Linked DNA regions of Mus musculus: all the other regions are linked to region 1. The links are chromatin loops, found by intact Hi-C in ENCODE. Cell type or tissue: left cerebral cortex. All regions are shown on one strand. Links, peaks and the distances in the headings refer to the core of each region. The heading gives the core; the rest is flanking DNA. Region 1 holds the start of Ccin (calicin). Region 2 overlaps Reck (reversion-inducing-cysteine-rich protein with kazal motifs). Region 3 overlaps Reck (reversion-inducing-cysteine-rich protein with kazal motifs). Region 4 has its middle 7.1 kb from the start of Olfr159. Region 5 has its middle 6.1 kb from the start of A630077J23Rik.

What was found. Peaks named below come from ENCODE experiments on the same cell type or tissue, not always from the same donor. Only the 100,000 strongest peaks of a DNase experiment are listed, where the experiment ranks them.
Region 2: a loop joins it to region 1, with 7 times the contacts of the local background. A loop is called at or near these places in 16 of 42 quality-filtered maps.
Region 3: it touches region 1 in a loop (9-fold over the local background); 39 of 42 quality-filtered maps call a loop at or near these places.
Region 4: it touches region 1 in a loop (1.9-fold over the local background); 5 of 42 quality-filtered maps call a loop at or near these places.
Region 5: it touches region 1 in a loop (2.6-fold over the local background); 9 of 42 quality-filtered maps call a loop at or near these places.

The regions. Positions count from the first base shown.
Region 1 is chr4:43,979,496-43,985,831 of GRCm38, forward strand. It overlaps Ccin (calicin), which reads left to right and starts at 4,009. Exons shown (of 1, transcript NM_001002787.2): 1 at 4,009-6,038. The coding sequence starts at 4,100. The coding sequence ends at 5,866. In left cerebral cortex, for the core only: a CTCF peak has its summit at 3,089 (motif pointing left); a DNase peak (open chromatin) is centred at 3,071; H3K4me3 peaks cover 406 bases.
Region 2 is chr4:43,904,359-43,909,358 of GRCm38, forward strand. All of the region lies in intron 6 of Reck (reversion-inducing-cysteine-rich protein with kazal motifs), which reads left to right. Among named protein-coding and RNA genes, the nearest start is that of Reck, 31 kb to the left of the region's middle. In left cerebral cortex, for the core only: a CTCF peak has its summit at 2,307 (motif pointing right); a DNase peak (open chromatin) is centred at 2,309.
Region 3 is chr4:43,924,010-43,929,009 of GRCm38, forward strand. It overlaps Reck (reversion-inducing-cysteine-rich protein with kazal motifs), which reads left to right. Exons shown (of 21, transcript NM_016678.2): 12 at 1,052-1,188; 13 at 3,137-3,277; 14 at 4,268-4,456. Among named protein-coding and RNA genes, the nearest start is that of Glipr2, 31 kb to the right of the region's middle. In left cerebral cortex, for the core only: CTCF peaks have their summits at 1,994 (motif pointing right) and 4,007 (motif pointing right); a DNase peak (open chromatin) is centred at 1,991.
Region 4 is chr4:43,760,784-43,767,119 of GRCm38, forward strand. No RefSeq gene overlaps it. Among named protein-coding and RNA genes, the nearest start is that of Olfr159, 7.1 kb to the right of the region's middle. In left cerebral cortex, for the core only: CTCF peaks have their summits at 769 (motif pointing left) and 2,856 (motif pointing right); a DNase peak (open chromatin) is centred at 2,855; H3K4me3 peaks cover 315 bases.
Region 5 is chr4:43,742,573-43,748,908 of GRCm38, forward strand. No RefSeq gene overlaps it. Among named protein-coding and RNA genes, the nearest start is that of A630077J23Rik, 6.1 kb to the right of the region's middle. In left cerebral cortex, for the core only: CTCF peaks have their summits at 736 (motif pointing left) and 2,796 (motif pointing right); a DNase peak (open chromatin) is centred at 2,787.

The DNA.
Region 1 (6,336 bases), core at 516-5,515:
AGGCCAGCCTGGACAACTTATAGAGAATCTGTCTGAAAGGAAGGTAAGACCGTTGATTGCAAACCTGAGGCTCTAGGGGCAAGTACCATGCTTCATGCTTTGAAGACCAAGAAGCTATCTTGAGCTTCCTGCTTGTAATTCTGTATATCTTTGAAAATGCCCTAATTATCTTTAAGGGTTTGCAATATGATGATGTCAATCTATAAAAATTAAAATATTAGGGTCTCCTTCCCAGGAAAATCCCATAAATGGAAAATGCTGATCAGGGCAGGAGGAAAGTGGGAGACCTGGCAGGAGCCCTTTCCTGGCTGAACCAAGCAAACAGCCATTGAACTTCCTGCCCATCCCTAGGAGTACCAATGTCTGCATAGAACCAGGAGCTGGCATGAAGCCACTCTCGAAGCTGGCGTCTGTTCCACAGTTGGTTGGGACTAAGGAAAAAGCTGCTTTCCAGGACTGGAGAAGAGCCAGCGAGCAACACTGGCTGAGCAGATGGGCACAGGCACACCCACCTTCCCTTGCAAATTCTGACAGTCTCACAGAGTAGCCCTGGCTGTCCCAGCACTTGCTAGGTAGTAGACTAAGCTGACTCCAAATTGGCAATTCTCCTGCCCTGGGCTCATTCCTTTTTTAACTGTAAAGAACATTTTATTGATCAGGCATAGGGGTGCACACCTTTAGTTTCAGCCGAGGCAGAGGCAGACACAGATGGTTCTCCATGAGTTCCAAGCCAGCCTGGGATACCTAACAAGTTCTAGAATAGGCAGGGCTACATAAAGAGACCCCGTGTTGTAGGTGTCTTATTACTGTGGTAAAACACCTTGACCAAAAGCAACTTAGGGAGGAAAGGGCCCTTGCATCTTACACTTCTCGTAGCAGTCCCTCACTGAGGAGGGCAGGGCAGGAATTTAGAGGCAGGAACTCAAACAGTCCACGGAGGAGTGCTGTCTACTGGCTGCCCAAGGATGACACCAGCAGCGGTGAGCTGGGCCCTCCCCCACTGATCCTGAGTCAAGCAACACCTACCTCCCAGACTTGCATACAGGCCAATATGAGGTTATTTTTCTCAGCTAAGGTTCCTTCTTTCCAGATGCATCCATGTCAACCAAAACACCATCTCTAAACAAAACAAAACTGCATATAGAGTGTGCAGGTGAGGGGACAACTTTGTGGGCTCACCGTGTCCGACTACCTTTGTGTGGGTTCCAGGAGTTGAATTTGGGTGGTCAGGCTTGCTGGGCAGGCATTCTGCCTACAGAGCGACCTCAGCAGCAACTGTGCAAACACCTCTTTTTGTTTGTTTGTTTGTTTGTTTGTTTGTTTTTTAATCTCAAGTAGTCCAGGCTGGCCTAGAACTTAAAGACTATATATCTAAAGGGGACCTTGAACTTCCAATCATCCTGCTCCTATCTCTTGAGTGCTTGGATTAGAGGCATGGCTCACTATACCAAGTTGGCATGGTTCTCAGGATCCAACCTACCGCTCTGTGCGTGACAGGCACGCATTCTACCCACTGAGCTTTGTCCCCGGCCCAGTTTAATGAGCTTTTACATTTTTAACTTTGAGACAGTCTACTATGTTGCCCCAGGCTGGCCTAAATTTAGGCCTTCCGAAATCTGAGACACATATGGACTACCGCACCCCCACTATTTGTTTAATTTTAAGGTCTACACATGTGGAGCACCACACCCCAATTTTTGTTTTGTTTTAAGGTCTATGTTGCCCAGGCTGACCTTAAACTTTTGAGCTCAGAGTCCCTCCTGCTTCTGCCTGCCGAGTAATGGGATTCTTTGAGTCTTGAGTTTGTTGAGGATGGGAGCTTTGCAACTAAGACCTAAGACCGGAAACTGTGGCAAATGCTCTCCGGTTGAACAAGCCTCTTCTCTCCAGGCCTTAGTCAGGTCTGTCAGATCCTCCCAGACCTCCATGATCTCCAGCTGGAGGCATACGGTGAGTGAGCTCATTTCTGTCCTGGTGCTCTGGGATCTGATGACCTTCTGCTTCCGGTAAATGTCCCAGGAAGTGGGGTCTGACAGTCAGGATGCCACTGGATTCAGGCATCCTTATCAGACTCACGATGCTTCCTCTGGCCAAGTGGCCCCTGTTTCTCAGGTGATGAGACCTGGAGAAGCGTGCAGAGCTGAAATTCCCTGAGAGAAAGAGAGACAGAGACACACACACAGAGAGAGAGACACACACAGAGAGAGAGACAGAGAGAGACAGAGAGAGAGACTAGGTAGTGGGGAACTGAGCTCAGCCACATAGGGAGTTCTTTGAAGTGGGGCTGGAACCTAAGTACCCCAAGCAGGGGGACAGAAGTTCTAACCCCTTCACAGGCATCACATCCAAAGAGACTATCTGCCCCAGAAGTCAGGTATCAAGATGTGTAACTTCACTATTAAAGTATAATTGTTTAAAAAAAAAAAAAAAACAAAACTTCAATTAATCCTAGCACCTGAGAGGCAGAGACAGGTAGATCTCTTGAGTTCAAGGCCAGCCTAGTTTACATAGAGGTTCCAGGACAGCCAAGGCTACCCAGAGAAACCCTGTAACAAAAACAAACAAGCAAACAAACAAACTTTAAATTACCAAGTTCCTAGATAAGGAAAAGGCTAGGTGTGGGATGGAAAGATGAATGAGAATCCAAGCCAGCAAGAGGGCTGGAGAGTGGTGGGTATGGAGCTGACAGTCACTCTGGGAGGGGCGTTCAGGAGGACCAGAAGGTCTGGAGTGAGGCTTGGAGCCCACAGTGGAGATGGGGTCTGCAGTCAGGTCCTCCTGACCAGTACAAGTGACCATATGGCACGGTTCTTCCTAAGAGGTCCCAGGGTGGCTTTGGTCATACACCATTGCCGGGCTCTGTCCACATCTGTAAAATGAGAACAGGTGTGGGTCTGCCACACTGTGAGCCCCGGGTCCAGACGTATGAGTTTCAGAGTCGCTCCTACACAAAGGAGCCCTAGGCGGGACAAAGCAGGCAGAAAGGGACGCCCCGGGGCGGGTGAGTTTCCTCTCTACGCCATTGGAGAAGCTGAGCACGGAGGCGGCGTGCTTCTGGCCAGGAGGTGACCCTGCAGCGCCACCGTGCGGCCGAAGCAGGCTCCTATAACCCGTCGAGGGCTTCGGGGATGCCCACAGCTGTGGTTATATCAACTAAGAAACAAGAACTGGCATTTATTGGAACGTTTGCTGTAAGCTAAGCGCTGTGCCTGCTGCACTTTGAAGCGAGTATTCTCATCTCACAGAAGAGGAATCTGAGGCCTGAGTGAACTGGTCTAAGAAACTCGGAGTGGAGAGGCCGAATCAGGCATTTCCCCAGCATTTTACTAGATACTTGGAAACCTGGTATGGGAAGTTTCCAAACCTGGTATGGGAGGTTGGAAACCTGGTACTGGCGTTTCCAAGTCCTCCCATCTTCCTAGGGCTGGCTGGCCCCTCCATTTCTGCTCCAGTGAGTGTCACCCACTTCTCCATGAAAACTGTATTCTGACTACAGAGATCAGAAGCCAGAGGGTTTGTCTTCTCAGACGTCCAGGAACCTTGGTAGAAAAAAGGGCCTTCAGGGCCTAAGAATTGAACCATGAAAACTGTCTGGTCCCCACTTCCTGAAGGGGTGAAAGGGTTGTAACGCCCCACACTGTGGGAGTTCCAGGTTTGCTCTGCCTCTAACTGCCTCTGTGACAGGGGGAGTCCTTCCTCAGCAGGACTTCAGCCTTCTGGTTAAAAGGGAGGCTTCTAGATCATGGTAACCTCTCCTCCCACCCTAAATTTTCCCTCTCCACAGCTGCTCTCTGCCCCACCCAAACCAGTTCGAACATTCCCGGCGAAGCCGAGGACTGTGACTTGAAAGGCCCAGGGGGACACCGTGGCCCCATTCCAGAGCTTCCTCTGAAGCTCTGGGGAGAGAAAGGCCTGGGGGCGGGGAGGGGGCTACATTATGATGACCTCATCCATTCTATGACGTCACCCTCTCTCCCACGCCCACTCCTCTCTGGTCAGCTGCTCTGCAAACAACCATCAGTACAAACCCCAAAGGCCTGGAAAAGTCTGCCCTCCGGTACCTGCTACGAATCTTCTGTCTCGGCCAACAAGAAGCACCATGAAACTGGAATTCACAGAGAAAAACTACAACAGCTTTGTGCTGCAAAACCTGAACAAACAGAGGAAGCGTAAAGAGTACTGGGACATGGCCCTGACTGTGGACCATCATGTCTTCTTCGCACATCGCAACGTGCTGGCTGCCGTCTCTCCACTAGTGAAAAGCCTCATCTCCAGCAACGACATGAAGACCACCGATGAACTCTACATCACCATCGACCCCAACTACCTGAGCCCAGCCACGGTGGACCAGCTCCTGGATTACTTCTACAGCGGCAAAGTGGTGATCTCAGAGCAGAACGTGGAGGAGCTGCTCCGGGGCGCACAGTATTTCAATACCCCACGCCTTCGGATTCACTGCAATGACTTCCTTATTAAGTCTATTCGCCGCGTCAACTGCTTGCGCTACCTCTTCTTGGCTGAGCTGTTCGAGCTCAAAGAAGTATCAGACTTGGCCTACTCTGGCATTCGTGACAACTTCCACTTCTGGGCCAGTCCCGAGGGCTCTATGCACTTCATGCGCTGCCCACCCGTCATCTTCGGTCGCCTGCTCCGGGATGAAAACCTCCACGTGCTCAACGAGGACCAGGCGCTCAGCGCACTCATCAGTTGGGTGTACTTCCGGAAGGAGGAGCGGGAAAAATACTTCAAGAAGTTCTTCAATTACATCAATCTCAATGCGGTCTCCAACAAGACGCTGATGTTTGCCAGCAACAAGCTGGTTGGCTTGGAGAACAACTCTGCCCACGCGACCTTGATCGAAAGTGTCCTGATGGACCGCAAGCAGGAGCGCCCGTGCAGCCTGCTGAGCTACCAGCGGAAAGGGGCCCTGCTTGACTCGGTGGTCATCCTGGGTGGCCAGAAGGCCCACGGTAAGTTCAACGATGGGGTGTTTGCCTATATCATCCAGGAGAACCTGTGGCTGAAGCTCTCAGAGATGCCATACCGGGCAGCCGCGCTCAGTGCCACTGCTGCTGGCCGTTACATCTACATATCCGGTGGCACCACTGAGCAGATTTCAGGACTGAAGACAGCGTGGCGGTATGACATGGACGACAACTCCTGGACCAAGCTACCTGACCTGCCCATTGGGCTTGTCTTCCACACCATGGTGACCTGCGGGGGAACAGTTTACTCAGTGGGTGGGAGCATTGCCCCACGCCGGTACGTCTCTAACATTTATCGCTATGATGAACGCAAGGAAGCCTGGTGCTTGGCGGGGAAGATGAGCATCCCTATGGACGGGACAGCAGTCATCACTAAGGGTGACCGGAACCTGTACATTGTCACTGGGCGATGCCTGGTGAAGGGCTACATCTCCCGGGTCGGTGTAGTGGACTGCTTTGACACCTGCACGGGGGAAGTGGTCCAGTGTATCACCTTCCCCATCGAATTCAACCACCGGCCCCTGCTCTCGTTCCATCAGGACAACATCCTTCGTGTACACAGCCACCGGCAGAGCGTGGAAATCAACTTACAGAAGATCAAGGCCAACAAGTCGACAACCTCAGTACCTCTGTTGCCCAACAGTTGTCCCTTGGATGTATCCCATGCTATCTGCTCCATTGGAGACAGCAAGGTATTTGTATGTGGGGGTGTCACCACAGCCAGCGATGTCCAGACCAAGGACTACACCATCAATCCTAATGCTTACTTGCTGGACCAAAAGATAGGTGAATGGCAGACCCTTGCCTGCCCACCTGAGGCACTGGACTGTCCTGCCTGCTGTCTAGCCAAGCTGCCTTGCAAGATTCTTCAAAGAATTTAAACAACTTTTTAAGTGGGAGAATAAGTAAATGCATTATTATTCACAATTTAATGACAGAAAGCAAGGGAGGAATGTGACTTTGGATTCCTTTTAGTGGGGGGTCAATGCTTGGGGCTACACATGTTCCTGATGGATAGGATTCAGGGTTAATATCTCAATGGAGGTAACTAGCAGAGATGGGGTCTCTGGTTGGTGGTCTACAGTGGGTAGATTAATTAATTAACTAGTTAATTAATTTTGTTATTCCAGCTCTGGAGGTCTCTAAACTGAGTCAGGAAAAACAATCCTTGGTGGTTGTGGGATTGAAGTTCCTCCCAGACTCTGGGCTAGGGGATGTTTGAGTGGTGCCCCCCCCCACCCCCAATCCCTGTAGTCACCTCTCAGGGATCTGCTAGCATAGTAATCTCTGCTCAGAGTAGTGATGGCATGGGCTCTTCCAGCATGTGTTTGCTTCAGGTCTTCTTGGGAGA
Region 2 (5,000 bases), core at 1-5,000, 76 kb before region 1:
TTTTTTTATTATTCATGTGGTTCACAGTTGAGAATAGCATGTAATCAAGTCTTTCCCATGTCATCTTCTACAGCCATCTATTTCCTGCGGTTCCCAGAAATGTTTTTTGTATAGAAAGGAAATGTGTATGTAGTCCTCACCCACTCTTACCACCTTTAGCGTGCACTTCACTCTGCCCTGGACGCCAGTGTTGAGTATGTGTTTGTTTATGCCTGCTGGGGTTGTGCCAGGTCCGCAGCGAGTATTCAGTAAATGTATGCTGAAAGATGTGTTTGCATCAAATTAACCGTGGTTCTAGAGTTACTTTGTGTTAGAAGCATAAAAGAAGGGAGGTGGGGAACAGTCTAAGGGACCAGAAAAAGCAGAACCAGCCATGTCACTGGCAGCTGGAGGTCCCCTAAGCTGTAGTGTAATGTCAGTCTGCTGCAGTGGTTCTGGTGGGACAGCTAACAGCATAGGCTTTGGACAGCTGTGCTGTCCTCACACAGCTTTTGGCTATTTTAATAAAAGTACACAGGTTGGAGATGTGGCTTAGAAGCCCTTGGCTCGATCCCTAGTGGGTACACACTTGCTCTTACACATACACAAAGTGTAAGAGTCTAAATATAAAGTATGTATCAGTTCACACTGAGGAAGTGCCAAGAGTTGTTGGAGTAAATAGCAGAGTGTGATGGGAAACTTAAGGAATGGTGACCCTCCACAGAGGTGTATATATCAGATCTGGCCGTTACCTGCAGCTGATGAGCTCCAAAAAGAGCGAAACCTGTTGGGTCCTGCAGTACTGGCTTACCATAGTAAGACTTGCTGGGGTGCACTGCTCTGTTGTTTAGCATTGTCCTAGGAGAAACTCCTGTTTGATGTCCTTGTTCCTGGTTCTTTTCTTTTCTCGTCCATACCTTAGCTGTGTAAGAGTATGCCTACGGTCTTGGTCGTATCAGACTAGCCGAGATCTTGTCTCGTCTTAAATGGCCTTTCTCTGGGTGGCTTATTTTCTCATGCTTTGTTGTTTGTTTTTGTCGTACCAGGAGTAGAGGCCAGGGTATCATGCTCTATCACGAAGCCACTTCCCTAGCCCAGACCCCATATCTTTAATTACTCCTATTTAATGACAATTCTAGAATCTTCTCTGCCAACTTTCTTTTTGAGATAAGATTTCACTATGTAGCCCTGGCTGGTCTGAAACTCACTATGTAGACCAGATTGGCCTTAAACAACAGATTCATTAAAGGCATGCAACACACACACACACCAAAACACACAGTCGTCATCTTTCTACACTTCTTGCTGAGTACAGTCTTCCCAGATATAATCAAATAAAATCCAACAGATCCCCTCTTCCAAATCATCTCCCATGGATCACTAACTATTATACCCTAAAGAGTTATCTACTGTCAGGTGTGGCGGTACATACCTCAATCCCAGGACTCAGGAGGCAATGGCAGGGAGGTCTCTGTGAGTTTGTGGCTAGCCTGATATACATAGTGAGTTCCAAGACAGCCAGGGCTATGTAGAGAGAAACCCTGTCTTAAAAAACAATAAAGGAAGGGAAGGGAAGGGAAGGGAAGGGAAGGGAAGGGAAGGGAAGGGAAGGGAAGGGAAGGGAAGGGAAGGGAGATAGATTTAAAGTATTACCTCCCTTTGGAGGTAATTAAAAATGTATGTATGTGTGTGTGTATGTGTGTGTGTGAGAGAGAGAGAGTGTGTGTATCTCCTAAGTATATCTTAGTTAATACTGGCCTGAGTCCCTGGAGCAGAGCTCTGCAGTTGTCTTTGTATCTGCCTTGTATTCATGGAGCTGATGATGCAGTGAGCTGACACCCCAGTGCATGTATATCAGCTTTCTCAGGGATGAGCCACTGTCTGCCAAAAGCTTGCAGTCTAGTCCAGGGAAGAAGAATCCATATAGTCTTAGAGAGAGTGAGCAAGCACACTGCTGGAAGCCTGCAGGATCCACACTGGGACCTGGAGGGAACCCCTTCCCAGCCTAAGGAGAAAGTAAGGTGAGAGTGAGGATCAGTCAAAGCTGTGGCCTGGAGTGGGGTAATAGTGCTTTCTTAGGTAGGGTTTTATTTTTAAAATCATTACCCTGTTGCCCACGTTGATCTTAGGATCCTGTCAGCCTCAGTACACTGGTGTGTTCTTGGGTTTCTGGTGTGGTATCCCCTCACTTCAGTACCACTGTAGTTTTTATATGTTAAAAACAGCTGGGGAGCTGTTCAGCGGAGGTCCCATGGGTGTGGTAATGGTAAGCAGGTCAAAGAAGGCCTCGTAAGTAGAGAATGTGAACACTTACTTCCTGTTCTTGCCAGCAGATGGCGATCAGACATTTGAAAAAAACTAGCTAAGACACCAGCAGAAGTGATTTAAGACATGAAGTAATACAAACTAATGCTATAATTCGTACACACACCTGTGGCCTATCAATAATCAACAGTAGCTCAAGCATCGAGAAGAGTTGCTGATAATCAGGCATGGTGACACACCCTGTAATCCCTGTACTTGGAAATTTGAGGCAGGAGGAATTCGAGTTTGAAAACAGCTGACTTCGGAAAGAATGAAGATTACTTACAACAAACATAGGGCTCTTATCAAAGCTGGATACGATCAGGTCTATAACAATCAACATGGGTGTAGCAGAATAACGACTTTATCACATTGCCAATGTGACAGAACATATTTTTATATCTTAAATAGTTTATTTATTTAACTATTTTGCATGGATTGGTGTTTTGCTTGCATGTATGACTGTGTCAGAGCCCCTGGACCTAGAGTTATGGACGACTGTGAGCTGCATGCCAGTTCTAGGAATTGAATTCTAGTCCTCTGAAGAGCAGCCAGTGCTCTTAGCCACTGAGCCATCTCTGCAGCCCCAGACAAAACATATTTTTAAACCATAGACTGAGTAAAGATGTAGAAGTAATATGTTAAAATTAATGGTGCTTCTGTGTAAAAAAAATCAAGTTTTCATTCAACACATTCAGGAAAACCTACGTATGAAAGGGCTATCATTGAACACTAATGAAATGATACAGTTGCTTGGGGGATGTCTATGCTGTGCAGGTGACATCACAGAAGACGGGCTTGTCCTCCTTTTCCTTCAACAGTTTGCAAACCTTGCATTGTTTGCCCTGTGGGGAAGACTGGCTTCTGTAACTGTTTCTCCCTCCTGTGACCTCAGTCACATAAGGATATTGAATTGGAGGATCTCTGACACCTGAGCCTTTATTTCCTTTAGTGCCTTCCTCTTAAGCTAAGTGACTAGACTAGAAGTGATATGTCTCTTGCTTATAAGGTCAAATTTTAAAAATCTAGCTTGGACAAATTAATAAGCATTAAGGTGGGGTTATAGAGAGTTGGTATGATTGACGTTGCCATCCAGGTCCTTAGAGACCTGGGACATCTGCCTGTACTCGGCAACCTTTATGGCCTCTACTCACAGAGGCTAATGAGTGCTCGCTCCACCGCACTTTCAGTAGCAGAGAATGAGCGTGGGTGTCAGGTGTCCCCTAGGCGGCAAGTCATCTCTGATGGAGGCTGTTCCTCTGCAGACTAGTTTTAATATTGATTTGATTTGATTTTATAAATGTTGCTGGGGCTGGTGAACCCCAGTGGAGGGTTGTCTGAGATGGGTAACTGAAATGTCGCAGTAATGCAAAGAACACGTGTGAGGAGACATACAAAACAGTTCACTGTTGCAGAACACTGAGAGGCTCTTCATTCCCTCTGTTGATACTGGCCTATCAGCTCTGCAGAAACAGCGCACACTGAACGGATTCCTTGTCCCTCCCCATGAGACCCGGGTGGGTGGGTGGGTGGGTTGGTTGGTTGGTTTGTTAACTTACTTTGGTTTGAATGAATAACTCCACTGAGGGTTACTCCTACAATGGAATATCATTAGGTAGAGAGAGGCGATGCAATGCAGCTTCACCAACAATATAGACAGACTTTTCTCTTGGCTGTTTGAACAGTCTTCCACTGTAGCCCAGGGTGGCCTGAAATGCACTATGTAGTTCAGACTGGCTTCACACCAGTGACAAACCTCCCACCTGACCATCTGTAGTGATGGGTCACAGGTGGTACCACCATGCTGCAAAGCCTCTGAAGCTGGGTTTCCAAGGCTGGTAACGCTGGTCTTTTTCACTTGTATTTTTTGTTGTTTGATTTTCATTTTTTTGAGTCAAGTTCTCAAGCTCACTGTGTAGCTCAGGCTAGCTTCAAACTCAACACCCTCCTGCCTCAGTCTCCCAAGTGCTGAGATTACAAACATGTGCCACCATGCCCAACTAAAGATGGTCCTTTAAGCCCAGCCCCTTAGCTGGACTTGGCAGTCACGGTACATCTGCTTTCCTTCCATGCTCTCTGTTTGCACATTTACTTCAGTGAGCTGTTTTCCTCCAGTTATGAATGATATTAACTCATAGCTGACGTGCCCTGGATAGCCTAATGGTTTTGGACAAGAAGGGTTTTGGCTTTGTTGTTATTTTGTTTCGTTTGTTTCTTATGTTTCTTGCCCCTTTCTTGTTTTCTTTCCTGCTTTCCCTTATTTTTCAGACAATGACTTAAACAGGGTATGACATTCTGAACAATAATCTATGGCTTCTAGAAAAATTGGTTCTGATCTCAGACTCTGCTTTTAGCAACTTCTGGGAACTAGTACAGGCCTCTTCTGCCTACGGAATGCTTCCCTCTGTAAAATGCCAGGGAGTTTCCCAAGCTCTGGTTACAAGAAGACTAAATGAAAGTTATCTTTGAAATGGTGTGTAAAATGTAGATTTCTGTCATGTGGAATAGGCTGGGAAGTTTGGGAGGTTCCACTGCACAGTCATGTTTGAGAACAATTAGAGGTCATTTCTGAGGTCACATCAACTCTAAAATGCAGTGATTACAGGAAATAATGTAAGTCCGAGTGTTTCTTATTATTTTATTTTCTAAAAAATGTTTTATACTCTACAAGAGCAAATAGAAGTCAGAGCATGGTCATCCCCTCCATACATGCGCCT
Region 3 (5,000 bases), core at 1-5,000, 56 kb before region 1:
TGGTGGGAGAAGCAGACCCTCACTGCACAGCCCTCTGCTGCTCTCCAGGCGTCTGCTTTTCCAAGACCAAGTCCACACCAAGCCCTAAACCCTTGGTGTGCGGCTCAGTGCTGCTCAGTTCAGATTAATTACCGTCCAGATCATTTTTTAACTTTTCTTATTTGGTTTAATTTTGATTTTGGAGTCTTCCTGCCTTACTCTATCTATAGTCAGGCTGGCCTTGACCTCATAGCAATCCTCCTGCCTCAGCCTCCTGAGCAGAGATGACAGGTATGAGCTGTCATGCCTGGCTTTTAATGAGTTTTCTGACATGACTCAAGAATGAGCTGAATAAGGGAGAGGTTGAGGTCTAACTATGTGATAATAAGTCAGAGGTCACACATGGGAAGGATGTGCTCATGAAGGTTTCCTTCAGCTAAGGAGCCAAGCCTTCCTCAAAACTAAGAAAAACTAGGAAAGACGTGTGTGTCTTATGTCTACATGTATGCATGCACCACATGCTTGCCTGGTACCCACGGAGGTCAGAAGACCCCTAGAACTGGGGTTACAGATGGTTTTCAGCCACCATGTAGATACTAAAAACTAAACCCATGTCCTCTGCAAGAGCATCAAGTGCTTTTAACTATGTGCCCAGCTTTCCAGCCCTAAACTAAAAAAAAAAAAAAAATGTTGGAAACTCTCTGGTTATTATAAGCCAAACACCACAGTGATAACTAAAAGATCTTAAGATGAGAAAGGGAGGAAAGGAAGGAGAGCAGAGGCAACCGCCTCGGGCCTTGAAAATGGCTTACAGTTTGCAAAGCAGACTGGCCAGCTCAAGTTCCTTTTAAAGGGGGTAGACGCGACACCATGCTTGGAGCAATAAATGTAAGTCTCAGATTACAGGAAGTTAGGCTTTGTAGCTGGAAGTTTACTGTGTAGCTGGAAGTCCCTGTGACTGCTGGGAAAGCTCAGCAGGTAATGGACGCTTCTGAGAGGTTTAAGAAACACAGCTTTGACCAGACAACGTGAGACAGAACCATGAATACAAAATGTTCTTTTTTCTTTCAAGATCAGATTGTGTAGAGATTCTCAAGAAATGTGGAGACCAGAATAAATTCCCTGAAGAACACACAGCTGAAAGTATCTGTGAGTTTCTGTCCCCTGCAGATGACCTGGAGAGCTGTATCCCTCTGGACACGTACCTCAGTAAGGACTGCGTGGGTTTGAGTTTAGAGCTCAAGGGCTTCTCTCATGGTCTCTGCTCTTGTTCTTTGCCTAGGATGAGGAACTATTGTTTGAAGATACCATCTGCATTCGTTATGTTTCTGTTGCTGTGGCAAGAAACACCCAACAAAAGTGTTTAAAGGGAGGAAGGGTTTACTTGGCTCACAGTTCAAGGGTACAGGGGCAACCATGGCAACAGGACTGGGAAGCAGGATCATCAGGCGTTCGGAGGCAGAGGCTGTGCTCAGCTCCCTTCTTCAGTCCAGGCCCCTAACTAATGGAACGGTGCCATCCAATAGGGTAGGGCTAATCTCTCCCCTGAGGGTCCAGAATTTTGTCCCCTAAGTGACTAGACCCTGTCAAGTTGTCATTGCTATCTTAAAATGAGTAAGCAGAAGCTGTAGTTTATCTTTCGGAGGAAAGATGAACTATTTGCCAGTCAGGAACTGTAAAGATGGAAGCGGAAGACAATGTCATCAGAAGTCATGATGTGACCAGAACGTGGAATTCCCCCTAGGAAACTGTCAGCTCTTGTCATCCATATATCAGAACATGAGCAGGCCTGGATTACACTTACCAAATAGAGAAGGGAAGAAAGAGCTCTCCCCTGGGCTCGCACAGGGAAGTGGAACTTGTCTTACTACTTGAGTTTCTTCCTGACAGACACTTCTGCCAAGAGCTACAGCAGTAGGTTGGTACCTCCTTGAGGGAGGAATTGCACAAAGAGCTCCTTAGCAGTGAGACCAGTGAGGCCATGCCCTTAAGTGTTTGGGCCGCCACCAGGGGGCGCCAGTGCCATAAACTATCTGGCCAACAGAAAAGCCTACTTGCTGCTTTTCCAGTTAGGATTAAGCCCAACTGCCAATAACAGAGCAGTTAGAAGCACAGGAAGACTCAGAGCAAGTAGGCCAGGATGTTTATGGTGGTGCAGCATCAGGAATGCAGGCTTCTCAGCCTTCCTGCACTCACTCTGTTCCCTGCACTTCGCTGGCCTGCCAAGGATGCTGGCACTTTATCCAACTCACTCTAGTTGGCAAAAGGGAGGTGAAGAACCTTCTATTATAATCTCAGGGGATGCTTATAAGTGTATGGAAAACTTGGAAGGGTTGTCTTTTTAGCTTTGGGTTTATGACCACCTTGAATAAAAACAGGATCTACTAAACAAATAGAGAAGAAAGGGTGGTGAGTGTATAACAGGCAGTATCTGTTGGGCTCTCAGGATAGAGACTATGGAACATGCCCTAGCTTTTGCCCCTGTGACCTTGGGAAGATCCCCTCCCAAGTTCTAGGTAAGACTGCCCAGAGTGATGGGGCTGAGCGAGAAGGCTCCCGCAGCCTCTGTCTCTGCTAATTCACAATGCTAGCAGCCTACAGCAGTGTGTGTTGGAGAAAATGATTTCAGCAGGAAGGAAACGAGACAACACTCCAGCATGAACAGCAGCACTCTCCTTAAATACCACATGTGCTTGCAATGCTGCTCTCCCTTGGCAGGATGTTGGAAGGTAGATATGACTGTGTTGTGGGTCTCCATAACAGATGGCCATTTATTATTCAACACATAAACATGTATTTGATCACCATAGCCCAGGCAAGTCCCATCTCTGAACTGCTGGCCACTGAAGTTATCTGAGTTGATCTTATTCTCTTCCAGATAGGAACTCCATGTTAGCTTGTCTGTTTTGTTCATTAGTGTATCTAGTACCCAGGTCCTGCCAACTGTATTGTAGGTCCCCATTAGTAAGTGAATGGTTGGGTACATTGTGATAAGCTGACAAATGAAGAAATCCAAATGTTTAGTTAGGGCTGGTTAGACTCAGGCCTTACTTTCTGCCTGTGAGCTCTCCATCTCTTCCAGTCATGATGATCCGGGTAACTTAAAGATGCGCTACTCTTTTAGATTGATTACACTGATCAGTTTTGGGCTTTTCAGGGCCAAGTGCTTTAGGAAACATCATAGAAGAAGTGACTCACCCCTGTAACCCAAACCCCTGCCCAGCCAACGAGCTCTGTGAAGTGAACCGGAAGGGGTGTCCGTCTGCAGATCCCTGCCTTCCATACTCCTGTGTTCAAGGTAAGAGATGGCACTGTGAGTGCCGTATGCACATGGGGCATGTGCTGGCACTTCCTTAGAGGAGGGGTCTTTACCCGGGCTACAAGGACATTTTCTGTGCTATCTTTTTATGTAATGTTTAAGGGTTTTCCACACACACAAAAAAAGTATATTTATGCAAACAAAGACACATATGTTGAGATTTAATCTCTTGCTAGGTATTGTAATGCTCAATACTGGCTCCCAGGGTCTGGTGGCCCCCAGGGATGAGGAAGTCCTCATGTACACCAAGTGATGCTGTGTAACCTTGCTCCTTAGTTTAAAACTACTGGTTGAATAAAGATGCTGACAGCCTATATCTGGAAGAACAGTCATTGCTCTTAACCACTGAACCATCTCTCCAGCCTCTGATTGTTTATTTTTTGATAAGGTCTCACTACATAGTAGCCCAAGCCATCTTCCTGCCTCAGCTTTCCAGTTCTGGAAGTACAGGTGTATATTTCTGTACTTGGCCAAAGCTATGTATCGTCATAGTAGTTTTGTACTAAATTATTTGGGGTATGTGTCCTTAATCACGCGTAAGACATGGAATTTTCATTTGAGAGGTTATACCTTTTGGCCAGTGAGCAAAATCAATTTCTTATATTGGTAAAAGTTCTATAACATAACCTTTTTTAAAAACATGTATTTTAGTGTTTTACCTGCAACTATATATGCATACCATGTGAGTGTAGTGCCCACAGAGGCCACAAGAGGGTGTCAGGTCTACTGGAGCAATAAAGGTTGTGAGCCACCACATTGTTGCTGAGTAATGAACCTGGGTCCTCTGGCAGAGCAGCCAGTGCTCCTAACTGCTGAGCCGTCTCTCCAACTCTGTAACATACTCTTACAATCTTTAACAGCTACACAGTCCTGGAAGACTTTATTAGCATGAAGTATGTCTAATGTGATTCATTGTCATAGGACGATATTATCAGTTCATCGTCCTGTTCTTGTCTGTATTCTGTACAGGCTGCAAATTGGGAGAAGCTTCTGACTTCATCGTCCGCCAGGGGACACTGATCCAGGTGCCGTCCTCTGCAGGGGAAGTTGGTTGCTACAAGATCTGTTCCTGTGGACAAAGTGGCCTCTTGGAAAACTGTATGGAAATGCACTGTATCGACCTCCAGAAGTCTTGTATTGTCGGAGGAAAAAGAAAAAGTGAGTCTCGAGGATACTAGTGTTTGGTCTTAGCACGCTGTGAACGTGGTTGTCTTCACTTTGCACAAAGAGTACTAGATGAGTTCTTGCTGAAGAGTACAATCTACACATCCTATATTCCAGGACAGTACTTTCTAATCTTTACAGAATGCTGAGGGGGGGGGGGGTTGGAAATGTTTTGTTTTAAGTCAGATCTTGTGATGGCCTGTAGCTCACTACATAGCCCAGGTTGACTTTGAATGTGCAATAATCCTCCTGCCTCTGTCTTCTGAGTGATAGGATTACAGTCAGGCACCACCACAACCAGGGAGTACTAGGACTTGTAAAGTGCCCTTTTGGAAGCCTCCCGAGAAGGGCCTGAGTGTTAATCTCCGTGAGCTCTGACTGTGTGCCAGGCACATTACCTCACATTATCTCTTAGTCATCTGAGTCCCTCCTTGTGTAGGTATTGTTATTATTACTACCTCTCTTAGTTAGGGTTTCACTGCTGTGAACAGACACCATGACCAAGGCAAGTCTTACAAGGACAACATTTAATTAGGGC
Region 4 (6,336 bases), core at 691-5,690, 220 kb before region 1:
TGTGTGTGTGTGTGTGGACGCGTGCGCGTGTGAGAGCATGCGTGTGCATGCAACGTCCACAAATGCAAGTAAGAGAACAACTTTCAAGAGTTGGTTCTCTCCTTCCACCATGCAGTACCTGGGACTGAACTCGGTTGCCGAGGTTGGTGGGTGGCAGCCTCTACCTGCTGAGCCATCTTGTCAGTTCCCTGCGGCTTTTAAAAATTCCTTTTTTTTTGGGGGTGGGGGGAGGGGGTGGGGGGCGGGGGGAGGTTGTGGTAGCTTTCACCTTTAACCCCAACACTTGGCAGGCAGAGGCAGGTGAATCTCTGAGTTTGAGGCCAGCCTGGTCTACAGAGTGAGTTCTAGGACAGCCAGGGCTACACAGAGAAACCCTGTCGTCTCGAAAAAAACAAAAACAAAAACTAAAATAAAAACAAAAACAAAACAAAAAAGCCTAAACAAAACAAAACAATCCCCAATCCAACAAAACAAAACTCTTTTTGAAAGCTTGGGGTACAGGTGGGAGTGAGTGCACACTTGTAATTCTAGTGCTTTGTGAGTAAAGGCAGGACAATGACTTCAAAGATAGCCTTGGCTACATAGCAAGTTTAAGGCTAGCCTGAGCTATATAAGACTGTCTTTAAAAACAACACAGAGCAATGACTGGAGGAAGAGCCTGGCAGCAAAGAGCACACATCACCTTCCGAAGGCAAGAAGTTCAGCTCCCAGCCCACACTTCAGGCTCACACCACTCTGCTCCAGCTCCAAGGGATCTGATGCCCCCTCTTGGCCTCATCAGGCACTGTACTCATGGACAAACCCACACTCAGACAGACAAGTAGACACATAATTAAAAATAAAATAAAAATTTTCTTTTTGGGGCGAATTTCCAGTTTTAACTGAGCATAAACACATTAATATGTAAGCTATCAATATTAAAATTATTCTTTAGTTTGGATTTCAGTCTGTAATATGTTGGTTGTCCTGGGCGAGCCCTCAAATGAGAGATTAGGAGTTAGAAGGACTCCGAGGTAGGCAGCTGGATAAGGAGGGGTGTGGCTAGGTAATAAAGATGGGGAATTTCAGAGATGGCCAACTTCTTCCTCAGCCTCTAGACTTGAGACAAAAATCCCGGCAGCATGCTGCCAAGCTGGCTCAACAAGTTCAAAGTTGGGCCAGGGCAAGTCACACAGCATCTCTGTGGTCTGTCAATCATCCTATCTGCTTTCAAACTAACCAAGGCTAGAATAGGGAGGAAAACTGCAGAGATGTTAAGGCTCCAGACTTGGAGAAGAAACTGGGTTTTTCCACTTTTGGGGTCTGCTGTCTGCTTCTCGGAGGGTCTTTTTGTCTTTTTGTGTGTCTGTGCGCATGCACGTGTGTGGGTGCGTGCGTGCATGCTTGGTTTCTCCACAGTCACCTGTTCTGACTCAGATTTTTCCTGCCTTTTAATTCTTTAACTTCAGAGAATATGAACCCAGTCAATATGGAATCATTTCAAGACCCCCAGGTTGTACCAGCAGATGTGGCCACATTATTGTTAAGTTCTAATGAATCTGATTTACTTTCTGAGCAAGCACTGGCTAATAATTCCTAACCTAGCATATTAGAAACATCCAGTTATTTCTATTAAAATTATCAATATTTTATGAAAACTATTTAAAATTCAAAAGTTTATTTTAATCTTTTCAAGTAACGTTGGGAGTCTACTGAGGTGATTTCCTTCCCTTTGCCTAGGAGTGTAGAGAATTATGCCTCGGATGTCCTTGATGGCTCCACTTTACACTGAAAATAAATGGAGGGTTGGGAGAAGCTCGCTGAGTAAGAGCTCATGTTATCATGTTTGGTAACTGTGCTCTGCTGACTTGGTTAAAGGAGTTTGGAAGACATCTTTTTGTGTGTTCTGAACTAATTTGGACAATCTTAAAGCTTTTTGCTCCCTGAATGCCCCCCTCCCCCGTTGATGTTAATCTGTAGAAACATCTGAAGTTAGAACATCTTGAGATGGGGAACTCGGAAAATCTTTCAATTTCTCCTCAGTTAATTTGAGTTTTAGGGCATATGTCTTCATTGACTAACTCGACCTGTTCTTATCGCTAGACTATGTTCTCCCAAAGTTTCTATTTTATGTCTCAGCTATTTTTACAAAACTTCTCATTTTTTTCCTTTGCAGTGGTTACTTGTATCTAACTAGAGGTTGGTAGTAAAACAGAGACCTGGGGTGAGCGTGAAGGCTCAGCTGAGCAGAGAGCCTCCCCAACCCTCCCCCCCCCCAAATTCTGTCCCCAGCCCCTGCACTGCATGTTTCAACCAAAGGAGAGAAACTTTAAATTTGGAATTGTTCATAAAACATTTCTCTGGAGACTGGCTTCTAGGAAAAAAACAAAACAAAACAAAACAAGGAAACACCTCGAGAAAACAACACAAACAAACCCACTGACCCTGATTGGAGGTATTTTTGTTGGTTTTGGTGTGTCCTGTTTATCATCTGGCATTAAGCAGATACCAGGAGATTTTAGCACGAATGGAGGTGCTGGGGCTCTAGAGGGAGAGACTTACAATCAGCGGGACTGCCTTCATACGCAGAAGGAAAGAGATCCGGAGTTTACTGTGTAGAGGCACAAAGCTGACCGAGGACTGGAAGCTGGAGCTACCGGAGAGCACATCTTTACAACTCCAGGAAGATTTGCTGGGTGGCGTGAATGAAGCAGCTATAATTTAGAAACACTGAGTTGCCCTTCGCTGGAGGTGTGAAGCGATGCAGGCTGAGCAGGTCAGGGCCGTTGGACAGAGTTCTAATGAGTTAGTTACATACATGAACCTCTGCTGAATTTCACGCCAGGACTCTGTAAATGCCTGAATTTGGCTGGAATGGCCACTAGATGTCAGGCTTGTGCATTCGCTGTGGTACATTGTTTAATAGGCTGACTCTACAACTCAGAGCTTAATAAACTAATGTTAAGAAAATGAAGTTCTACTTTAAAAGCATGTATCCTAGCCCAGGCAATCCCAGAACTCTGGAGGCAGAGGCAGGCAAATCTCTGTGAGTTCAAAGCTAGACTGGTTTACATTCTAGAATATCCAGGGCTACATAGTGAGACCCACCTTAAGGTGGAAGGAAGGGAGGAAGGGAGGGAGGGAAGGGGAAGAGAGAGAGAGAGAGAGAAAGAGAGAGAGGGAGAGGGAGAGGGAGAGGGAGAGGGAGAGGGAGAGGGAGAGGGAGAGGGAGAGGGAGAGGGAGAGGGAGAGGGAGAGGGAGAGGGAGAGGGAGAACATTCTAAAACTGACCCGGGTGTTACATGTCCATAATAATAACACTCTGGGGGTGTCAGCAGAAGGATCAGGGCTTTGAAGTATCCTTAACTAGTTTTGGGTTACAATGAGTCCTATCTCTAAACTCTGTGTGTGTGTGTGTGTGTGTACATATGCTTATTGTAGGCAATTCATTCTTACAACACTTCAGAGGATTTAAATATAATTTTAATAAAAATTTTAATATATATTCTTACAACTGGATTTACTTTCTAAATTTTCTCTTTGTGTGTGTCTTCTTCTGATATTCTCAGAATTTAACATATCCCCCATCAGCATCTCAGACCCTCTTATCCATCTTGTGTCTACTGTTATAGGCAGGGACTATTCTCACTCCCTTTTGCAGATCATGAGGCACTTAGCAGCAATACAATTACATCATTGGTAGCATCCCTGGTTCTGCTGTGCTATCTGCCAAGCACTTGTTTATAGTAGCTGATCGACTTATGTAGCTACTTATAGTAGCCTAGGTGCGGGTGATTCCAACGACTGTGGCCTCCATAGGACCATAGGTTTGGTCCCCAGTTAGTGGAACTGTTTGGGAAGGATTAGGAGGTGTGTCCTTGTTGGAGGAGGTGTGTCACCGATATCTGAGTTTTGAGCTTTGAGGTTTCAGAAAGCCTGCCCACCCTTGCTCTGTGTCTTCCTGCTGCCTGTGGATCAGGACCTAAGCTCTCAGCTACTACTCCAGCACCATGTCTGCCTGCTGCCACACTCCCTGCCATGACACTCATGGACTCACTCTCTGAAACTGTAAGCAAACCTCCAATTAAACGCTTCCTTTTATAAGTTGCCTTGGTTGTGGTGTTTCATCATGGTAACAGAACAGCAACTATGACACTGGGTAATGGTATATGTGGAGAAATGAACCGAGAGGGATCAAGCTAACTGCTCATGCCCCTCAGTGAGAAGTTGCTTTTCAGTGTCGGTAGTGCTGAATCGCGGTACCCACGGCGGTTACCGGCTTTTACCTTCTTGGACATTCACAGTGGACTCTTATCAAAAGGTGCTGAGAATTTCTGAAAAAGAACTTGTAGAAGTGTCACTGAAAAGCACTCAGACATACTCAGTCACAACCCATTCTTCTCTCCTCCCTCCTTCTCCTGTCCTCCCTCTATCCTTCTCTCCATCCCTCGTCCCTTTTCCTTTTTCTCTCTCTGCCCCCTTCCTCTTGCTCATTCACCAATCTTTTTTCAGAATATATGTATTTATTGGAATACAGACAATGTCAAATCCAAATTCTATATTCTCTTTTTATTTTCTTGCATGTATATGTGTGTGTGGTGTACATGCATGTGCATGTGTGTACATCTGTGCATCCATGTGTGTGAGTCCAGAAGTTGACACTGGGAGTCTTCTTCAACTGCCCCCTCCCCCTGCATCTTCCTCACCATCTTCCTCTTGAGTCAGGATCTCTCACTCAAACCTAGAGCACACCGATTTACTAGGGACCCTCTGTCTCCTAGACCACCACAGCCACCTGACGTCCTGGGGTCCAGGGAATCCAAATTGAAGTCTTCATGTTTGTATGGTGGTTGGTTTTCCCTCTGATCTGCCCACCTCGGCCTCTTGTTGTTTTAAGATAGAGTCCGCAATACCTCTCCTGGGCATATATCCAGAAGATGTCCCAACCGGTAAGAAGGACACATGCTCCACTATGTTCATAGCAGCCTTATTTATAATAGCCAGAAGCTGGAAAGAACCCAGATGTCCCTCAACAGAGGAATGGATACAAAAAATGTATACATTTACACAATGGAGTACTACTCAGCTATTAAAAAGAATGAATTCACGAAATTCCTAGGCAAATGGTTGGACCTGGAGGGCATCATCCTGAGTGAGGTAACCCAATCACAAAAGAACTCAAATGAAATGTACTCACTGATAAGTGGATATTAACCCAGAAACTTAGTATAGCGAGATATAAGGTACAATATGTAAAACATATGAAACTGAAGAAGAACGAAGACCAAAGTGTGGACACTTTGCTCATTCTTAGAATTGGAAACAATCACCCATGGAAGGAGTTACAGAGACAAAGTTTGGAGCTGAGACAAAAGGATGGTCCATCTAGAGACTGCCATATCCAGGGATCCATCCCATAATTAGCCTCCAAGCGATGACACCATTGCATACACTAGCAAGCCTTTGTTGCAAGGACGGTGATATAGCTGTCCCTTGTGAGACTAGGCCGGGGCCTAGCAAACACAGAAGTGGATGGATGCTCACAGTCAACTATTGGATAGATCACAGGGCCCCTAATGGAGGAGCTAGAGAAAGTATCCAAGGAGCTAAAGAGATCTGCAACCCTATCGGAGGAACAACATTATGAACGAACCAGTACCCCAGAGCTCTTGACTCTAGCTGCATATGTATCAAAAGATGACCTAGTCGGCCATCACTGGAAAGAGAGGCCCATTGGTCAGGCAAACGTTATATGCCCCAGTACAGGGGAATGCCAGGGCCAAAAAATGGGAATGGGTGGGTAGGGGAGTGTGTGTGTGTGTGGGGGGGACTTTTGGGATAGCAGTGGAAATGTAATTGAAGAAAATACGTAATAAAAAAGAAAAAAAATAACATATTTTTAAAAATAATATAATCATTTGTGCAGTTTTCTACTGGATTATCATAATTAGATATTTATTTGAGATGTAAAGAAATAAAATATATATAAAAAAAAGATAGAGTCCCACTATGAGCCCAGGCTGGCTCCAGATTGCAATCCTCCTGCCTCAGCCTCCAGAGTACAGGGATTACAGGTGTGCACTACCACACTTGGCTTAACCTTAATTTATTAGTATGTTCCATAAGCTGCCATAAATTGTCAAAGAGTAGCTTAGTTTGGCCGTGTTAAAATGACATTAAGTTGTTAGACTATCTTTACCCAGAAGACCTCTGGGTAGAGAGTTCTCTCTGTCTCTTCTTAGATCTTCAGGAAAATAAGACCTGGCAGGTGAGAGTCCTAGGGGAATTTCTGTGTCCTCTGGTTCTTCTCGTTCCTTGTGTGAGTAGGGATGAGCCTGTGGCTAGGAGAGCCATCTC
Region 5 (6,336 bases), core at 560-5,559, 240 kb before region 1:
TTATTTTCTATTTTCTATCTCTTTCAGATGGAGACTCATTTCTGTCTTTCTTCTTAAAGAAAAAAATTTACAGGTTTCAAAGCTAAACAAAAAGAAAAGCAAAATTCCTACCCCACCCCCACCCCCATATTTCCGAGTCAGTGGCTTTTTGTTTTGGGAAAGGGTCTGCTGCTTTAAAAAAGTTCAAAGCCTGTGGCTCCAGAGAAAGTTTCCAGATTGTGAGCTGGGAGGGGGGAGGGGGCGAGTTGGGTGTGGCGGGTGCTTGGGTGGCAGCTGGCAATCCCAAACCCTGGGAAGGAGGCAGGAGGAGCAGAAATTCACGCTCAGAGTTATGTGAGACCCTGTCTCAAAAAACAAAACAGGCCAAGTGTGGTGGTAGCCTATATGCACACTTTTAATCTCAGCACTCAAAAGAAAGAGGCAGGAGGATCTCTGTGGGTTCCAGGCCAGCCTTGGCTACATAGTGAGACTGTCTCAAAAATAACACAACAATAACAACAACAATGGAAAAAAAACCAAAAAAACAAAAAAGTTCAAGGATAGCCTGGGAATTATTAGCCTCTTTCTCAAAAACAGTGGAGGGGATTTACATAAAATAAAGGCCAGGTTTAAACATTTACTTAAAAATGGAGAAAGATCTCACAAACAATATTTAAAAGAAAACATTTTAAAAATAAAAGTAAGCCTTACAACACAAATGCTCCAACTGCTCCATCTGGTGGTCTTGGTCTGGGTGCTGTGTACTGAGGGAGAGAGCTCAGACTAAATAAAGTATTAAGAGTTTGCCTGGAACTTTACACTAGCCATCAATCCTATCAGGGGCAGCCTGCTTCCCGGAGGTTGTCCTTGCTGGTGTTATTCTTGGTTTATCTGTCTGTTTTGAATCTAGGAGCTCACCCTGAAGCTGGTGCTGGCCTGGAATTCACTATGTAGCACAGGCTGGCCTGGAATTCATGATCGTCCTGACTTGACTTCTTGAGTGCTGAGATTATATGCTGACAACATCATGCCTGGCTTTTGTTTCCTTTAAAAAGAATTGCAATGTGTGTGTGTGTGTGTGTGTGTGTGTGATTAATTCGTGTGTGGACATGTGCTCATGTGTGCATGTGCTGTGTGTATGCATGCGCTGTGTGCATGTGTGGAGTTTGGAGAACAACATTCAGGAGTTGCCTCTCCCTTCTACTATGGGCACAGGGGTCTGAACTCAGGCTGCCAGGGTCGACAGCAGATGATATAGATTTGTGGATCTATATCACTGCTTTTGCTTTCTTTTTAAGTGATCAAACATTTTTGTCCACTCACCCTCGTCTAGATTTTGCCTCTGAAATCAATATTACTCTTACGCATTATTCAGATTTTAGAGTAATTTCCGACTCGAGCCTCTCTCTCTGCTTCACCTATAACTTTACCAAGTAGTCCCATAGTGACTATTGAGACTCTTGGGAATGAACAGCAGCAATCATTATTGGAAAGTTCACACATGTTTTGTTTGTTTGTTTATTTGTTTTTCCAGACAGGGTTTCTCTGTATACAGCTCTGGTTGTTCTGGAACTCACTTTGTAGACCAGGCTGGTCTCGAACTCAGAAATCTGCCTGCCTCTGCCTCCCAAGTGTGCCACCATGCCCGGCTAAGTTCACACATGTTAAAACTCAGATCCACTGACAAGCTTAACAGAGCCACCTGTCAAAATGACTGATTGAAGGGCTGTTTTGTGGCTTTCAAAAGTTTGCTCATTTTTCCTGATAGCTTTCAAAGGATTTGTGTGTGTTATGTGTATAAACTTACGAAGTTAACTTTATTCTTAGGGCTGAAGCAGTTCGAAGCCACCGGGCCACAAGGCCAGGGTTATAAGCCTGTTCTTTCCAAATCAGCTCTCCCCAACCCCATCTACAAAGTCCAAGTCCTCTGCTCAGCCCCGGAACACTTACTCCAGTTTGTTGAGTGCATTATTTCTGGATAAGGTCAGCTAGAAGCTCACCTTTATGACTCAGCCTGTAATCCCAGCTGTTCAGGAGACAGAGGCATGAGGATTTCAGGAGTTACAGAGTGAGCTAGATAGAGTCAGCAGGAGCAACTTCATGAATCCCCCCCCCCCCAAATAAAAAGCCAAGATGGTCGGGGTTAAAAGCTTAATGCTAGAGCACTGGGCTAGTGTGCGAAGGTCCCAGGTTCAGTTCTAGCTATTTAAAGAAGCATGTTGTAGCACTTTCTTTTGCTAGTTCTTATTTTTAAATGGCCACTAGTAGGGTATCAGGTATAATCGTGAGCTTAGTAATGGCCTGTGACCAGTAAAAGACCTTAGCAATATCCAGATGCAGGAATGTGGGAGTGGTGTGGGGGCTGCAAAGGATGTTTTGCCGGCATGTATGTCTGTGTAGCATGTGTGTGTGCCTGATGCCCTCAGAGGTCAGAGGAGGGGCATGGAATCTGCTGGAACTAGGGTTACACACAGTTGTGAGCCGCCATGCAGGTGATGGAGATTGAACGTGGATCCTTTGGAAGATCAGTCGGTGCTCTTCACCACCAAGCCACCTCTCCAGCCCTCTACATAGAGTCTTTCGACACAGGTTTCTGACCCTCACTTTTTGGCAAGCACAGAATGCACTTTATTCTGTTATGTCGTAGGTGGTATCGTTGTTGCATTACATATTGGAAAAATTATACAAATTGTCATTAAAAATTAATCGTGGCGGTGGATTATGGAAATCTAGTAACCACTGATAATGGAGAAATAAAGGACATGGCTGCTCTGAATCAACCTTCTAAGGATCTGTAGTTTACTCAAGTGGCCACTAGAGGCCACTATGTGTACATTTAGAGAGCTACACACTTGTGCAGTTTGGAGAAACCAGGAAAAATTTTCCCTCTAAACTTTTTTTTTTTTTTTTTTGAGGCTTATTTTATTTGTATTTTTTAACCACGGAACCATCTCTGTAATCCCTACGTCTTTTACAAACTGTGGTAAGTCATGTGCAACACAACAACTAGTCATTTTAACTGCTTCTCCCTGTTAGCAGGGATTGAACACGGGCCTTTGTAGCTGCTGGGCCACCTCCCACTGAGCGGCATCTTTCTCTCACATCTCCTTCCACTTAAGTGGAGAGTTCAGTGGTACCCAGAACATTTTCAACACCGCATAACCTTCACCACCGTCTCCATAACCGTGCCCATCCTACGCAAACTCTGAGCCGATTCAGAGGTAATTCTCCTCACAGTTTTTGGCAACCATGCTCCTTTCTGTCTCTGAATTAAACACTTAGGTTTCTCTCCTGTAAGCAGGGTCGCTCTCATTCCTTTTGCAACTTGCTTATTTCATCCAATGTAACATCTTCAAGGTTGATCCATGATGTAGCAAGTGCCAAATCTTTCTCTTTTAACGGTCATGCTCCAGGTGCTTGTACATATAAAATAACTTTTGTTTGTTTTCAAGACAGGATTTCTTTGTGTGGCCCTGGCTGTCCTGCAACTCGCTCTGTAGATCAGAGTGCCCTTGAACTCACAGAGATCTGCCTGCCTCTGCCTCCGCCTCCGCCTCCGCCTCCGCCTCCGCCTCTGCTTCCACCACCAGGTATTAAATAACTCCTAATATTTAAATTGATTTTATTTTATTTTTTTTTCTGCTTTTTGGAACAGGGTCTCACTAAATTGTCCAAGGTTGCCTGGAATTCACTATGCAACTCAGGCTGACTGCAGACTTGGGATTTTTCTGCCTCAGCCTCCTGAGGGCTGAGATTGTAAGTCTTGTTTTGTTAGAGGGGGGAAAAAAACTAAAAACAAAAAACAAAAAAACCCGCTAAAAGCACTAAAACCTCCCAGAGTTTGATATACTCACATGAACCTGTTGTTTGGCCACTTGCAGCACAGTTATCTGGTGTATTCTCCCATGCACCTCACTCATAGTTACAAAGTTAATTCCTGAAATTCTATCAACCCACAAACATTTTGAATAGCTCTAAGAATGATGTTATTATTTTAAGTGTAACTAAAACAGTGTTGTCACGTCTTAAAACATTTAATTATGAGTTCTTAGTACAATCAACTCTCAAGCGAGAGCCCAATTTTCTACATAAGTTTTCATTCTTATTTTCCTATATTCATAACTGACCACTATAAGCTTGCAAAGATCTGGTTGTGCCAGAGTGACCTGGTTCGAAACCAAGAGAGGTGGGATTTGAACTGAATAGGAGAACTTCCTGGATATGAATGAATCTTCGACACGCTGTCTGCTCATGCAGTTTGCTTATCTGTGGAAGCAAGAGCTGGGGCTGCCGAGGAGGGATTCGCAGACCGGGACCTTGCCGAGGGTGGGGGTGGGGGTGGGGGTGGGGGTGGGGGTGGGGGTGGGGGATTCATTTGTACTCTCAGTTCAGTGCTCTGTGAGCTACTCTAGCAGGAACATAAAGTAGCTTATTATTTTGAGAAGGGTCAGAGGATCGAATCTTAAATGCATTTGGATCTTGTAAAGGAAAGGTTTGTGAATAGAGCATAAAGAAAATTTAAACAAATGAGAAATAATGGAGGGCCCTTAGACAGGTGCAAGGACGCGGGCAAAGTAAGGGGCGGGGCTGGAGAGATGGCTCAGCCTGGCGGTTTTTCCAGAGCCAGTTCAGTTGCCTGCACTCTGGTCCTGCAGCTCACAACCACCTGCAACCCCTTAACTCTAGGGGATAAGACACCCTCTTCTGCCTGCCCCATCCAATGTGCTTGAGCTCAGGGGAATAAAAATATCTCTCAAATAAAGGGAGAAATGTTGGAAAAATCAACATTCAGCAGGGATTCGGGGCACTCTAAGGTAAAGCTTTGGTCTCTTGTTACTACTGTTGTCATTGATATTTTCTATTCAATTAGAGCAGCAGAAAACCACAGGATCCCCAGTGTTTTAAGGATTTATTATTTATCAGGAAATCAAGTTAACTTAAGGCGCCTGGTCGTCTTTGACGCAGCAGGCCCTGTTAAATTAAATGCTTGGGATTCCATAGGCCAAACGGAGAATTTCTGGCCCCAGAGTTTCTTTCAGATAAGATAGCCAGCCTTTTTATTCATTCACGTCACTTGATTTGTGTGCCTAATGAAACCCATTACGTTGTAAGATAACTTTAAAATTTTAGTTTAAAAAAAGATTTCGTTTAATTCAAAATTTCAAGTTTATTCTATATAATGGTAAAATTATCCACTAAAAGGGAGTGATTCATAATACATTTGCTTAAAGGTCCACAGTAGGTTTTGTGTCGATCTCCAACCAGACTGGTCTTCAGTATGGGCTGCGATGCTCAGGCAATTCAGCTTAGCTTCAGCAAAAGCAAATATTTAGAATTCAAAAGTAAACATTTGAATCCAGAGCCCATTAGATTAAAAAGTTAGCAAACTAAAGCTGCCTTGTTAGTTAATCCCCCTAAAGGTAAAATCTAAGTCACATGACTATTGACCTGGAACTCTTTTTTTTTTTTTTCTTGGCATCACACAATCATGTTTATAATTCTTGCAATAAGGGAATTTTTAAAAACTAGTCTCTTTCATCTCCATTCCCACAAAAAGCTTTTGAAAGTAACAATTTCTGCTCAGTTGTTTTTTCCTTTACTTAAAAAAAAAAAAAGGTGCCAGGAATCCCACCCCACCCTGTGCTGGGTCATAGTCAATCGCTTGTGATTCCTGGCTCAAACACAGGCATTCATGCCTAGGAAAAGGCTTTGCGATGAATGAGATCTTGGTCGCCACTAAAAACAAAATATGGCTAAAAAGAGACTTCAATTTATTTTCAAGTCCTATGACTAAATTCCTTTAATTCCTAACTGGTGAAAATATTGGCAAACTACCGGGTTTTACTTGGGGTCAGAGTGACTTCTTTGGTGTATGCCCAGAGGTGCTGGTGGCACGCTGTCTGAGACTCACGTCTCAGAAGGTCACCAGGTGGAACTCTTCAGCTAATGATACAACTAATGGGATGGAGGACAGCTCAGAAACCAGGACCATGGCTGCCTTTCCAGGCAGGCTTTGATTCTCAGAACCCACATGGAGGCTTGCAGCTGTCTAAAACTCAAGCTCGGCCCACCTCTTCAGACTCCGAGAGTAAGCATCAGGCACATAAGTGGTACACAGACATTAAGGAGACAAAAAGCTCACAGATATAAACTAAGAATAACTAACTAGAATCATTTTAACATTTGGTTTATCAAAAAGTTACTTCCCAAAGTAACCAACCTTACAGGTCCTATGGAGGACCACAATAACCCTTAGCCACTCAGCCTTGGAATTGATTTCTCTAAGAAAAAAGCCAAATCACAATGTTCCAGATATATAAAGAGGAAGTTACTTTATTTTCTGATAAATTTTCAGAC